2 separate regions of the Homo sapiens genome follow, and region 2 is linked to region 1. A link is a contact called in ENCODE Hi-C data. All regions are on one chromosome and are shown on one strand. The core of a region is the stretch at or near the end of the contact, and the rest is flanking DNA. Distances in the headings are between cores, read along the strand shown. Region 1 overlaps COLGALT2 (collagen beta(1-O)galactosyltransferase 2). Region 2 overlaps NIBAN1 (niban apoptosis regulator 1).

Region 1 (6,694 bases), core at 412-2,911:
CTATGAAAGGACACTTACATCATTTGGTGGTGTCAAGTGCCAATTTGACATCTGTGATTGTAGCTTTGAAGTGACTCAGTCAACACAATTGTGTATGTTTCTCCCAGTAGTCCTCTTGGTGCTGAGTAAGTGGGCAATGGGTTTAACCAGGATTAGGGTTTTATCAGGCATCAGTGGACGAGAATTGAAAATCTTGTGAAGGGGATGGTCAGGGAATTTCTGAATTGTAGACTGGAGTTTTAGAAATCAGAGTTGAAGAATTTGAGTGAGGTGGGAGAAGGGTTATGACGACAATGACTAACACTTATTAAAAGCACTGTGCCCATCTCTTTTCATGTGATAACTCATTTAGTACATTAGAAGCTGCACAGAGAATTTGGGGATGTGCTGCCTTCGGGAGATGAATGACAGGAGGCCAGATCTTATAAAGATGTTAGATTTAAATGGTCTATAAAGCATGAGGAGATTACTCTTGCAAATTACAGCATAAGGTGATAGGAAGTCTCAGGTACCTGCTCTCAGTATTGACATTTTGAGACAACAGTACATCATGTAAAAATTATTAAGATAATTGGACTTGAAGTTATGTCTAAAACTGAGTTCCAGCTCTGCCAATCACTCAGTATTTGACCTTGGACAAGTCTACATCTGGCTTGGTCTCAGTTTCTTTATTTGTAAAAAAAAAAAAAAAAAAAAAACCACCACAAAAAAGTGAAGATAAAATTACATGGTGACTATGAAAACACCTAGCAACCTGTTAAGCCCTTAAATATAGTGTTGAGTGTGACTGTTACAGTTGAGAACAGAGCTGTGCGGCGGAAGATTATTTTGACAACAGTGAGCATGATTAATTAGAATAGGAAAGACTGAGAGCATGTAAGTGTTTGAAAAAAATCAAAAACAGCCCAGGCATAGTGGGTAAGGACCCAAGCTAGGCTGCAACAATGGAAGAAGTTCAGGAGAAATTATAGAGAAGAAGCGGTAGGATTTGATCCAAGTACAATCTATCATGTACTATTCCAGACATGACTGGGCTTAAATGAGCTACTCTGGACCCAGCCCAGTTGCCTGGTTGGCTAATACCAGTGGCCACCAAGGACTAGCTCTGGGGATGATGTGGAATGGGAATTAAGAGCTCCGGTAAAGGAGTAGGACCTAGGTTCAAATACCAGCTCTATCAGCTCTGTGATCTTGGGCAAGTTATTTAATGTTTGTTTCCTTGTCTATAAAAATAGAGACACTCATACATATCCCATGGTACATGTGAACATTAAATATATGTGATTATATATGTCAAGTATATATGTGACATATATATATATCACTCACAGAACTCTGGGTTCTGTGAGTGATAAGACCTCTGTAACAATGGCTGTAATTATTCACATTAGATCTTGAAACTATCCCGAAAGCAATGAAGCCCATTGTCCCAAGTGGCAGTACAGGGAAGGATTATTTCCAGGAAGGGATTTAATGAGAGACCAGATCAATTATGAAAGATGGAGTCAGAAATGACTACAAACAGAAGCCAGGATATACCTAACCTTCAAGTCTGTTGTCAGCAAAGATACATCCTTCTCCCCACAGACTAAGTTTCTTAGGTCTGACTCACTGTATCACTTCCTGTTTTCCTCTGTGGCTTACTGCTGCCTTCAGTGGCAAAACCCAAGCACACTTCTCTGATATTTTTGCTCAGTGATGACTTTCGGGAGCCAACCACTTGTGGCTTTTTTTTTGCAACACTTGTCCTGTGAATGCAATGACTGCCTATGTTTGATGGAAACAAAGTGGCTAAAAGCAGTCTCTTTGGCTGAAATGTTAAAGCCACACAGGCCATGTGAGTCCAAAGGAGACCAGCAGCCTAGAATGGGTAACTCAAAATATAACATCTTCCCAAGTCTCAGGCCCCAGGAGGGAGAGTGAGACAGCTCCTCAGACAATATCATGAACAGGAGGAAGCTGGTACATTAAGCTTCTTTCTCTTAAAAACCTAACCGTGTACCTGGTGGACCCTCCCTATTGATTTTAAAAGAAACTAATAAGGAGTGGAGTGGAGCAGAAAGGACCAGAATATTCTCGGCTGCTATTGGGAAGACAAAGACATGCACTGCATATGCACAGAAATATGACTGTAAGTGTCAAGTTTGAAGTAATGAGACCAGCTCTTGTGTTTGGCCTAAGAACTCTGTCTCACTACGTTCTAGAATTTCACATCATTCGCCAATAAGTAAAATTGGATGTCAGGATTTCTCTATAATATTTCAGTGAAGTTAAACAGATCATACCCTTTGGACAGTATCTCAGGATGGGCAAAGTTATGCTGGAATATAAAAATCTGATTGGCTTCATACAACAATGGCTTATTTCTTGCTATCCAAGTCTGCAGAGCAGGTGTCTTTCCTGGGAGCTGCCCTTCATGTGTTGATGCAATGTTCCAGGCTGCTTCCAATTCACATCTGCTATCCATATCCACACATGCCGCTATGAGCACAGTGGTGGGACCAAGGGCAGTGTCGGGGGAGCCCTTGGAGAGTGGAGCAGCAGCACCACACTATAAACTTTCCCCAGAAAGTCATATAGCCCTGAGTAACTTCAAGGGCAAGAGAGTGTATTCCTCTCCTGTGCCTGGAATAGAGGTGAACAGATACGTTACAGTAGTCATGGCCATTACCCATAGTTCTTTCAACAACCCAGTTACCAGCTATCATTTTAAATTTTCTTTGTATTATCCCTTTAAGGAAAATCAAATGAGGACTTTGAATTTGTATAATACTAAACATTCTTCGAGGACTTTGAATTTTTATAATACTAAACATTCTTCAAGGCCTTTTCAGGTTTCTTAACCAATATTACTTCCAAACTTTAAAATACATAGTTTGCAAAGGAAGCTTTTTTAGAGTATCAAATAAATAAAACTTTCATTATTGAAGAAGTAGTGTCACTCCCAGCTGGAATCTTCCCATTAGACATGGGCCAGCTCTCTGTGGTTAGATCCTGTTAAAGCAATGGACCTTTTGCGCACCCACACCTAAACCTGCCCAGGTGGGATAAAAATAGTCCCCCACTTTGACAATTTTAAATGCAGAGAAAAAAGTGTTTTTCAGTAAAAATTCTAGCCTATTTCTGAGCTCTTTCATCATGGGCCATAGTAAGTAATAGCTAAGAGTTGTTGAGCATTTACTGTGTTAAAGTGGTGAGTGCTTTGCACGCAGGTCTCATTTAAATTTTATAACACAGATACACTTCTATTATCCCAATTTTACACCAAAGAAATGAGCTTAAAGAGGTCCCCTAACTCTCCTACTCCTTCGCAAACCAAGGTTTGGACCCAGATCATCCGACTCTGGAGCCCTTCCTCTTAACCATTATCCTAAACTGCCTCCCAAATATTCTTGAAATAAGTCTTAAGGGAAGTGGAGCAAATGTTGCAATCTCCATATAATCAAATGCTCCTGAAACCAGTGCCCTGACCAGCAGGGTTCCTGTGTGGCTACTCAATCCTGGAGAACTGCTGCCATTGTCCCCTGCCCTGTATTTCCAAGTTATATTCCAACCCTAGAGATCAGGCATGCGGATGGAATTCTGATTTCTGACCCTTTCATTAACAAAGCACTCTGCATGTTTCTTGTGTCTTCCAGTTGACCGTCCTCCAATGGAACCCTCCCAGTATGTCTCAGTTGTCCCTAAATATCCAGACAAGATGGGATTTGATGAGGTAGGAAAGGTGTCTATATGTGTGTGCACATGCACGCGTGTGCAGGCTTGTGTGTTCATTTTGGAACACAAGCCTGAGCTTGCATCTGAGAGCCAGCAAGACTGGCTTGGCTGCTGAAATGGCTCTGAGGTCTTGGGAAAACTACTTGGTTTTTGTTGTTCTCAGTTTCCTTATCTTAAAAAAAGGAGTATCATGATAAATGTAGTTAATCATTTACTTAGAAAGAAATTACCATTTAGTAATGAAAGTGAATTTGATATTTTCTAGGAGCAGATATTGTGATATTTTTAATCAACCTTTTTATCAAAATTCAAGAGTAAGATACAGAGGATACATGTTTTAGATATGGAGGACTTTAATTTTATTCTGCCACATCTGAGCAAGTGGAAACTATTCTGGAACTTTCTGTGCTTTCTTTTATTTCTACTATTCTTCCATGGAAAAAGGTTAGAGAGCAGGGTTGAGAGGACAAAGAAAGAAAAAAAAACATATTTGTTCTAAAATTCTGCCTTTCAGCAGGCAAGAACTTCCTAATAATATTCTAAGGGTAGTATTTATTATTAAGTTTTAGTTGTATAAAGAATGAAGCAGAAATATTAAGAGGTTCCCCTCCTGGTAATATGCGTAACAGATACTTGGCAGGGATTGTGACTCCACATCACTGACTCTCTCATGGGTGTCCCCTGTAGCTGCTGAACAGTATTCAGAAGGAGCTTGGTGGTCTAGAAGCTAGGGCAGTGCCTCAGGAGTCCACAAACTGAGAACTCTTCCATGGACTCTGGATATGTAACAGATCAGGCTTCGAGCTTGGTGCTAATTGCCACTGATTAATCGAAGGAAGATGCCTTATTTATCACATGGTAACATATACATACATATATGTACATGTCCCCAGAGTACAGCCTTCTCAAAGGGATTTGACGCTAGAACTGGGAATTAAGATTTCTTCCGTAAGACTGATTTGGAGCTATACTTCAGGAAGGGGGAAAGAATATTTCATGATTATTAAGTGGGGAAGAGTTAACAGCTACTATGGTATTTCCACAAAGGGCAGAATGAGAAGAGATGAGCTGCATGTAGTAGAGAGGAATAAGACTCATTTGCAAATAGTTTTTAAAAATGATCAGGGCTATAGAGAAGGTTGTCCCACACCCACAGTGGACCAGCTTCCACATGTTACTGTAGCTTTCCTTCCCTACAGCTCTCTCTCGGTTCCCTAGGTGAAAGGACCCAAGTGTCCTTACATAGATTCATTTCTCCTCCTAAAAACATTCCTATGAGGACCAAACCAAAGCAAATAAAATAAGACAAAACCAGGATCTTCCAGTTCCGGTCTTCTTTGGGCAGGACACGGTGTAAGGACTGGGTCACTCCTAGAGCCCTTCAGGAGAAGGCCAACTCCATGAAGTGGCACAGGCTCGGAGACTCTACTTTCCTGAGTCTGAGGTTAGTCACCTCTCCGTATGGAACAGAGATAGCATGGTAGAAAAAGGGCTTTTCAGGGGCTTTTCAATCCTCCTCGGACTCTGTGACCTCACTGGTGGTGTCTGGGCTGCATTTGGCTCTGATGCTCTTTTCTCTGTTTACTGTTCACTAAGTGTGAGTGAGCCATCTGTGTTTTTACTTCGTGGCTACAGTTTTATTGCACTTGTCCTGGCAGGGACTGGAACTGGATTGTTATTTACTGAAAGTCTTCCCAGACTGGAGGTCTCTGTTTTTGGGGGCCTTTTTGGATTTATTTCTGTTGATTTTTTGTTCTGTTCTGTTTTTGTTCTCTTAGAGTGACCTCAGGTGGCTTCATGTTTATACCTGAGAAAATGCCCTTTCCTTTCCATATCTGGAAAATTAGGGGATGAGGCATGACCCATCACAGTATGATTCTGACTAAAAGAACACAACCCATTAAGTTATAAAGTCCCAAGTAATGAGGCAAATAGAGTCACCACAGAAAATTATGTTTTTTACAAAATAATTACCCAGTTAGGTAAACAAGGAAGGTAGTAAAATTAGGATGCACTTAATCTACTTGGCCCTAAATCAGGTGGACAATTTCTTCAAAGGGAATATCTTGCTCCTCCATCAGTTTCTACACCCAGGGATTTATAAATGGATAGAAATGAGAATATTTTGCAAGGAAGGGTTGAAATTTTAGTTAGTGTAGCTTTTAATTCCAGTGAAACATATATTTATGACTGCATTCAGAATGACCATGTGAACCAAACCTTAACACAGTACAATCTGAACTCCAGACTGGTTCTAAGACAAAGTTTCTCCTTTATTCTGGCCATAGCAGAAAGCCAACTTTATTATAAACCACCTGTCTTAAACATTTTAATCTGTACTGAATTTGAAAGATGAGTTTGTGCACCTCCCTATTTTTATAGAACTGGACCCATAAACATTAATGTCTCCTCAAAGTCATCCAGATGGTTAGTCAGGATGAAGTCAACACCACCTGACTTGTTTCTATAGGTTTCTGCTTTACCATGCTATGTGTCATCCTCATTTCTCACTGGCAGTTAAAGTCACTAGTTTAACATTTAAAATGAGTTTCTTACTATTTGTAGCAAAAGGACCTTATTAAAACATTGATTTACGTGTAAAGGCATTCACAAAGCTTTAGATACTTCTATGGTTCATTAAGTCTGGGAATAGTGAGGACATCCTCATTATCTGTAACTCTTGTTGTCCTTGTTGAAAATGAGTTGGCTGTAAATGTGTGCACTTATTTCTGGTTCTCTATTCTGTTCCATGGTCTACGTGTTGTCTATTCTTATGCCAGTACCATGCTGTTTTGGTTACTATAGCTTTGTAGAATATTTTGAAGGCAGGTAGTGTGCTGCCTCAAGCCTTGTTCTTTTTGCTCAGGACAGCTTTGACTATTCAGGGTCTTTTGTGGTTCCATGAAAATTTTAAGATTTTTTTCTGGTTCTATGAAAAATGTCATTTGTATTTTGGTAGAGATTGCACTGAATCTGT
Region 2 (6,490 bases), core at 1,043-3,542, 910 kb before region 1:
TCTAATAGCAAGCACAACTGAGATACATTTTCTTTACTGAGTTTTGCATTTCCAGTGTGACCCTTTCGCTTTTTATACTGGACGATCTAATTTTACGTAAGAGCTCACTCTGGTAAGCTGTACCGTGTGTAGGTGTACATGGATGATCTCCACTAGTAAGATAAAATACCTCTCTTCTCTTCTACTTTTATCCCCTTCTTCTGTCCGAGTGAGAGGCAATGTACCACCTTTCCCTTAGACATGACCATAAAATCCCAGAGGAAAGCAATATGCCTAAAATTATTTAGTCTGTTTCCCTTGCTTGAATATGCACTGGAATTCCCTGGCCTGGGGTGGGTCCTAAGAATTTGCATTTCTGACATGTTCTCAGGTAATGCTGATGCTGATACTACTGGCCTGGGGACCCTACTTGGAAAGCCACTGTATTAACTCATTTAATCCTCACAGCAGTCCTGTGAGGTAGGCACTATTATTGTCATCATGCCCATTTTATAGACGAGGGTTCTGGGGCAGCTGGTAAGACAGCTGGTGATCAGGACAAGATTTTAAAGCCAAGCAGGCCGACTTCAAGCCCGTGTTCTAAACTACTGTACCATGTGTCTTCTCAGTCAGCAGGTACTTATTAAACGCATACTGTGTGCCCTGTGTTTGACTAGCTGATATTTTTAAAAAAAATCTAATCTCATTCCTTATTCAGGAACAGATGATTTGAGGATACTCACTTCCTACTGAACTTGACATGGATAATTTCTTGATATCTACTTGAGAGGGACATGAGCTGCTACATCAATTGAAACTCAGGTGACAATTGAGATGCAGAAGTTAAGTCTTTTCTCTGCTTTTAAACATGAAGTTGTGCCTTAACCCAAAAGGGTGTTCCTGTGGTAAACTGTGTACTCTATAAATGTTCTCCAAAGCTAGAATTTTCTTGGTTTATGCAAATGTACAGCTGAGAATAATTTTGTGGGATATGTTGCAGGGGTGGGGTTGAAAAATTCATGGTACTTATCTATTACCAGTTCTTTGTGTTTTAAGTACTTAGCCTTTATTTTTTTTTCCTTTCAGCATTTTCTTTTGTTAACTGGATTCCCATACTGGCTGTTGCTGAGGGGGTTGGGGAAGTCCTGATCTGACCTGAATTTTTTAAAACAATTTTTTAGCATTTTCTTTTGGAGACCACAAATCATATTGCAAGTCAACAACGTCTGGGTGTTAGTGGGACATTTCTATTTTAAGAGGCTTAGAAAAGGAGGTAAAAAAGAAGGAAGTTGGAAGTTAGGAAGGAGCAATGAAAGCAAAGCACCCATTTTCACATCTTACCAGACAAAGCCCCTCCCTGCCAAGTTCCTTTCTGGTGGGAGATCAGGGCATGGCTCATGCAATCACCAGCTAAGAAAGGAACTGAGACTTCTCTTCATTTGTTGTTTTTTCCTTCCCCACCTTTCCCTAGAAACTATTAGACTGCCACACTGTCCCGTTGTGTGACACGGGACACTTTAAGTGACGGGGTAGACAAAAGCTGGAACAAAAGAGCCTCTATTAAGGTAAGGGTCTACTGTGTCCAGAACATTGTCTTAGATGCTGGGGGCAAAACAAACCGAAAACACAGTCATTGCTTATAAACCAAACTCAATTTGTAAGGCTATCCCACTCAGTTAACAGAGGAGAGTTTGAGGATGATTTCCTCCTGACTTTCCAGGATAAGTGGAATAAAAGAAATAGAAAATAGATCAGGAACATCATTTTGCCTCATTCCATCTCACTTTAAGTGAACTCGGGCCCAAGCCCAAGTGGTTCTGTTCCAGGAAACACGGTGGGTCAAGCAGGATGTAACCTTATCACACACCTTAGCCATTGTCCTTTCCTTCTTAAATCCCTAGTGAGGAGGATAATAGTTGAAGATATCCTTCTTTTTTTCTTCTCCAGGCTTTAGGATATCAGATTAGGTATTTTCAAGTTGAGAACAAAAAGCCTTACCACAAAGTTGTATTCTCCTTGTGCCAATAATAATGAGTCATTCTTGCTAAGAACATAGGTGGTTTGTATCTTTCTAGTGCTTCTTGTCAGAAGAAGCTTAACATGCACAGAGGGAGATATTTTTCCTGGCACAATAGACCCTAGTCACAAACCACAAAGTTTTGCAATAAGGCTATTCGTTAAGTGAATGCAATATTATAGCTGAGACACTTTTGGGGTGTGTGTGTGTGTGTGTTTGTGTGTAGGGGTGTGTGTGTGTGAGAGAGAGAGAGAGAGAGACCGAGAGAGAGTGTCTGTGTGTGATGGGGGCTATACCTCAGCTTCCTGTTTGGCCTTGCTGATGTCACCGCATTAGTATCGGTACTGCACTTCAGATTTTTGTACAGATGTAAGTCATCATATTTAGTATTTGACTTTAAAATGAATTGGTTTTTGCACATCTGTGCTCATAAATGAATAACAATAGAAGGGGGAAGAAATTTTGAATTTTGATTAGATGAAAGGGGTGCAAAACTTCCACTCTTTCTTTCATAGATACCTTGCAAGCCAAAAGCTTTCTAGAATTGCTAGGTGAAGTTCTAAATATCACTAATTTTGAGATAGGCTGATTGACATTTATGATTGGGTTTGGTCAGGATGAAGGGTAGTGAAATTACCAGCATAGATGAGTGAGTTGCCATTGGTCTAAATTTTGCCATCTCTGGTTTTCTTCTGATTTCTAGTTCCATATTTGGTGGCTTTAAATGAACACAGTACTGTTCTCTTCATACCATGTATATTTTTTACCAGGTCAGGAATCTAAGAAACTTATGATCTAATTTAGATGTCTCTGGAAATGTGAATTTCATAACTTAAGAGAAGGGAACAGATTTGAAATTGAAATATTATTATAGGGAGCTGACAGTTGGGTTAAGTGGATTGTTACACATTATCATCTTAAAATTACATTTCGTGTCTTCTTAACTTTCCTCCAAAGAACACATCCTAGAATTATAACACTATTTTCAATTCCCTCTGCATCTTTCAGCCCTTAGAACTAAATCCTAAGCCAATAGCTCACTTTTGGACTCCTAAATTTGATTTTCTGAAGGCCTTAGGTTAAATGTCATTTCCACCAGAACACCTTTCTTAATCTTTCAGGTAGGTGAAAGCCCCACAATTTTCTTCTATCTGTCCATTCATCTGTCCTTCCTTCTCTCGTACCTGTCCTTACTTCCATCACAGTTCTAATCACATCATGTCATCATTGACTATTTATTTATCTGACTCCTAAAACTAGGAGTTCCTAGAAGCCAAGTCTATGCCCATCTACTATTACATCTCAGCCATTAGTACTGAGTGTAGGGGTGTAGTAAGCACATACTCATTTTTTTTTAACTGAATAAAGGAGCATGGGAAGTAGGTCATCATTTGAAAAAGCATCTGGAAATGATAAGAATAGTTAATAAAGCATTCCGGATTGTTTAGGAGAAAGGTCTATTTTACTTGTTAACAGCAAAGGCAATTTCTTTGGAAGATTTTGCTTTCTTTTTTGACTATCTGTGCAGTTACTTGTTTATTTTTCATTTTCCATCAGCTTTACAACTTTTTTTCTCATGCTCCTCATCGCCTACTATCATTTGTGTTTAAGCCTTCCTTTACATAAAACAGTATTTTTGGCTTATTATTTGGATGATTAATGAAAATCAATCTTAGCAGTTAGATTTCTGACTGAGACTGACCAGACAAAGTGAAATGTGTTGCATGATGCCATTATTTAAGTCACTGTTTTGTTGGCTGTGACCCATTAAGCATCCTTTCTTTTTGTTTAAAAATTATTTTTTTTCAGCTTGTTTTAGATTTGGGGGTACGTGTGCAGATTTGTTACATTGGTATACTGTGTGATGCTGAGGTTTGGGGTATGAATGGTCTCGTTACCCAAGTACTGAGCATAGTATACAATAGTTAGGTTTTTCAACTCTGTACCCTTCCCCCACCTCTATAGTCCCGTGTATTGTTGCCATCTATATGTCCATTGGTACTCAATGTGTGGCTCCCACTTATAAGTGAGAACATGAGGTATTTGGTTTTCTGCTCCTGTGTTAATTTGCTTATAATGGCCTTCAGCTTCCTCCATGTTGCTACAAAGGACATGATTTTGTTCTTTTTTTAATAGCTGTGTAGTATCCCATTGTGTATATATACCACATTTTCTTTGCCCAGCCCACTGTTGATGGGCACCAAGGCTGATTCCAGACTGCTTTCCACAGTGGCTGAACTAACTTACATTCCTATCTACCATGTATAAGCATTCCCTTTTCTCTGCACCTCACCAGCATCTGTTATTTTTTGACTTTTTAGTAATAGCCATTCTGACTGGTGTGAGATGGTATCACATTGTGATTTTGATTTGCATTTCTCTGATGATTAGTGATACTGAGCATTCTTTTTTTTTTTTTTTTTGACCTCTTTAGTTTTATATTGTTTCAGCTAAAACCTGTGATGAGGTCATTCTTAGTGAACTACTTATAACTAGTTAGTTCTTATAAATGCTGCCAATGTTTTTTTTTTCTTTTATTATTATTATACTTTAAGTTTTAGGGTACATATGCATTCTTAAAATATGTTTGTTGGCCGTTTGTATGTCTTCTTCTGAGAATTGTCTATTCATGTCTTTTGCCCATTTTTAATGCGATTATTTGTTTTTTGCTTGTTCAATTAAGTTCCTTAAAGGTTCTGAATATTAGACCTTTGTTAGATGTCTAGTTTGTGAATAAAATATTATTTTTTAATGCATCTATTTTCATTTTACGTATTTTTTTTTACAGTCACCTTGGTGACTGTAACACTTACCATCACTTTTGAAGAAGTGACTTAACAAAAGAACCCAAACAACATTTCTTCACCTCTGCAGACTCTTCCTCTCACAATGAAGTGGCTTCCGTTACTGGAATAATGTCAGGGAAGATAACAGCTTCCTCTAAATTCACCCTATTCAAATGTGTAATTCACACTTGTTCACAGACTAGAATAATGTACCTATAAAGTGTTTATTGGCTGTTATATAGCTCCTAGAGGAAGAAAATAAAAATGAAATGGTTTGTACGTTATAGTTTGTCAGAAGTATGATTGCCAATTATAATGATAAAATACTAATGATAGCTCACATTGCTAATATTTATTGAGCACTTACCGTGTGCCAAGCACTGTGTGAAGGCTGACAACAATCCTTTTAGTTAAACAGCATTATTGTCCGTAGGAAACCAAGATTTAGATAGCTAAAGGAGATTGCCTAGAGGTAGGCAGTTATCAAGTGGTGGACTCAGAATTCAATCCTGAATGTTTAACTCCAAAGCTCAAGCTCGTAATTGTTGTGTATTAAAGAGCCTGACAACTAAAGGATTATATATTCAGTTTCTCCTGCTACATTTGAAGAGGGATTTTAGAAAGTAACAATACTAGCAACCAATTATTGAATGCCAGGTAATACACTGAGTGTTTAATGTATGCTCTTTCGATCCCTATGACAATACTAAGGAGGAACAAATTTTATCTCCATTTTTCAGATGACACTGAGGTTCATGGAAATTAAGAAGTATATTTAAAGTCACAAAGCTATTTAAGGTCACAATAGCTAATTAAGCTATTAAACCAATGAATACCTAGATCTCTGCTCTTACTGCTTATTGCTGGTCATACTAGAGTATGTCCAGTGCTTGAATAGTAAGAGGTCTGGCAACCAGGTCATATGACTGAGAAAACTGGGTTATGTTTAACCTGACAGTGGTTGAAGGGAGGAAAAAAATCTTCAAATATCTTTTGTCACGTAGAGGAAGGATCAGACATATTTTGTTTTGCTCCAGAAGGTAAAAGTGTCTCTTGTAAATGTAGGCAATCTAGATTCTGAAATTGCAATTGCAGTTGCTTGCTTCTGGGAATTTTATTTAATTGAAAATAGAAATTGAATCTGTAAACCAAAAATACATAAACAAACAAACAAAAAAAACTAATTTGAACTCAGTTAAAGTCCCCAGGTGGCATCTATTACATGCATCTTCTGAAGACACCGTTGCATTTTTATTGTATTAGAAGAAACAACATTTCCAGAATATCAGAGGTGAAGCCTCAAGTCAGTTCTGTGTCTGCCAGAATAAAAACAAAAATAAACTTATCTTTCTTCTTGTTGTCCTAAGAATAAGGTATCAGTAGTTCCAGAGGAAGATAAGACCAACTGAGAGTGTGGGAAAGAGAATAACCTTAGTGTTCAAAGCTTCATAGGGCAGAGAACATTGGACAGGTCAACTAGTAATGCCTACCGCATCGTGTGGTGATGAGGAGGGAGAGAATGAACTGCTACACGTGAGGTTCTCAGAACTCTTTTAAGGAGGACGTAATGTTAAACTAATAAAACCTGGTGAGAAACAACACACAGGGGTGCCTCCGGAGGCTGGAGGGTGGGAAAAAGGAGAGGATCAGAAAACATAAATACCAGATACTGGGCTTAATACCTGGGTGATGAAATAATCTGTACAAC

Evidence for each region. Hi-C counts contacts between places; a loop is a spot of excess contacts on that map. Pooled maps may share reads with other maps.
Region 2: a loop to region 1 is called in a map with no recorded cell type, with 12 times the contacts of the local background. The contact joins two enhancer-like sites. A Hi-C loop is called at or near these places in 2 of 37 single-sample maps with no recorded cell type and 5 of 50 pooled maps.

Annotation. Positions count from the first base shown.
Region 1 is chr1:183,951,783-183,958,476 of GRCh38, reverse strand. COLGALT2 (collagen beta(1-O)galactosyltransferase 2) reads left to right here. Exons shown (of 12, transcript NM_015101.4): 7 at 3,639-3,715. Among named protein-coding and RNA genes, the nearest start is that of COLGALT2, 83 kb to the left of the region's middle. RefSeq lists a silencer at 2,481-2,645. Within about 2 kb of position 1,661, at least 5 of the 41 ENCODE cell types and tissues checked have a DNase peak (open chromatin) inside an H3K27ac peak, as active enhancers do.
Region 2 is chr1:184,862,918-184,869,407 of GRCh38, reverse strand. The region is part of intron 5 of NIBAN1 (niban apoptosis regulator 1); the gene reads left to right. Among named protein-coding and RNA genes, the nearest start is that of NIBAN1, 110 kb to the left of the region's middle. Within about 2 kb of position 2,292, at least 10 of the 41 ENCODE cell types and tissues checked have a DNase peak (open chromatin) inside an H3K27ac peak, as active enhancers do.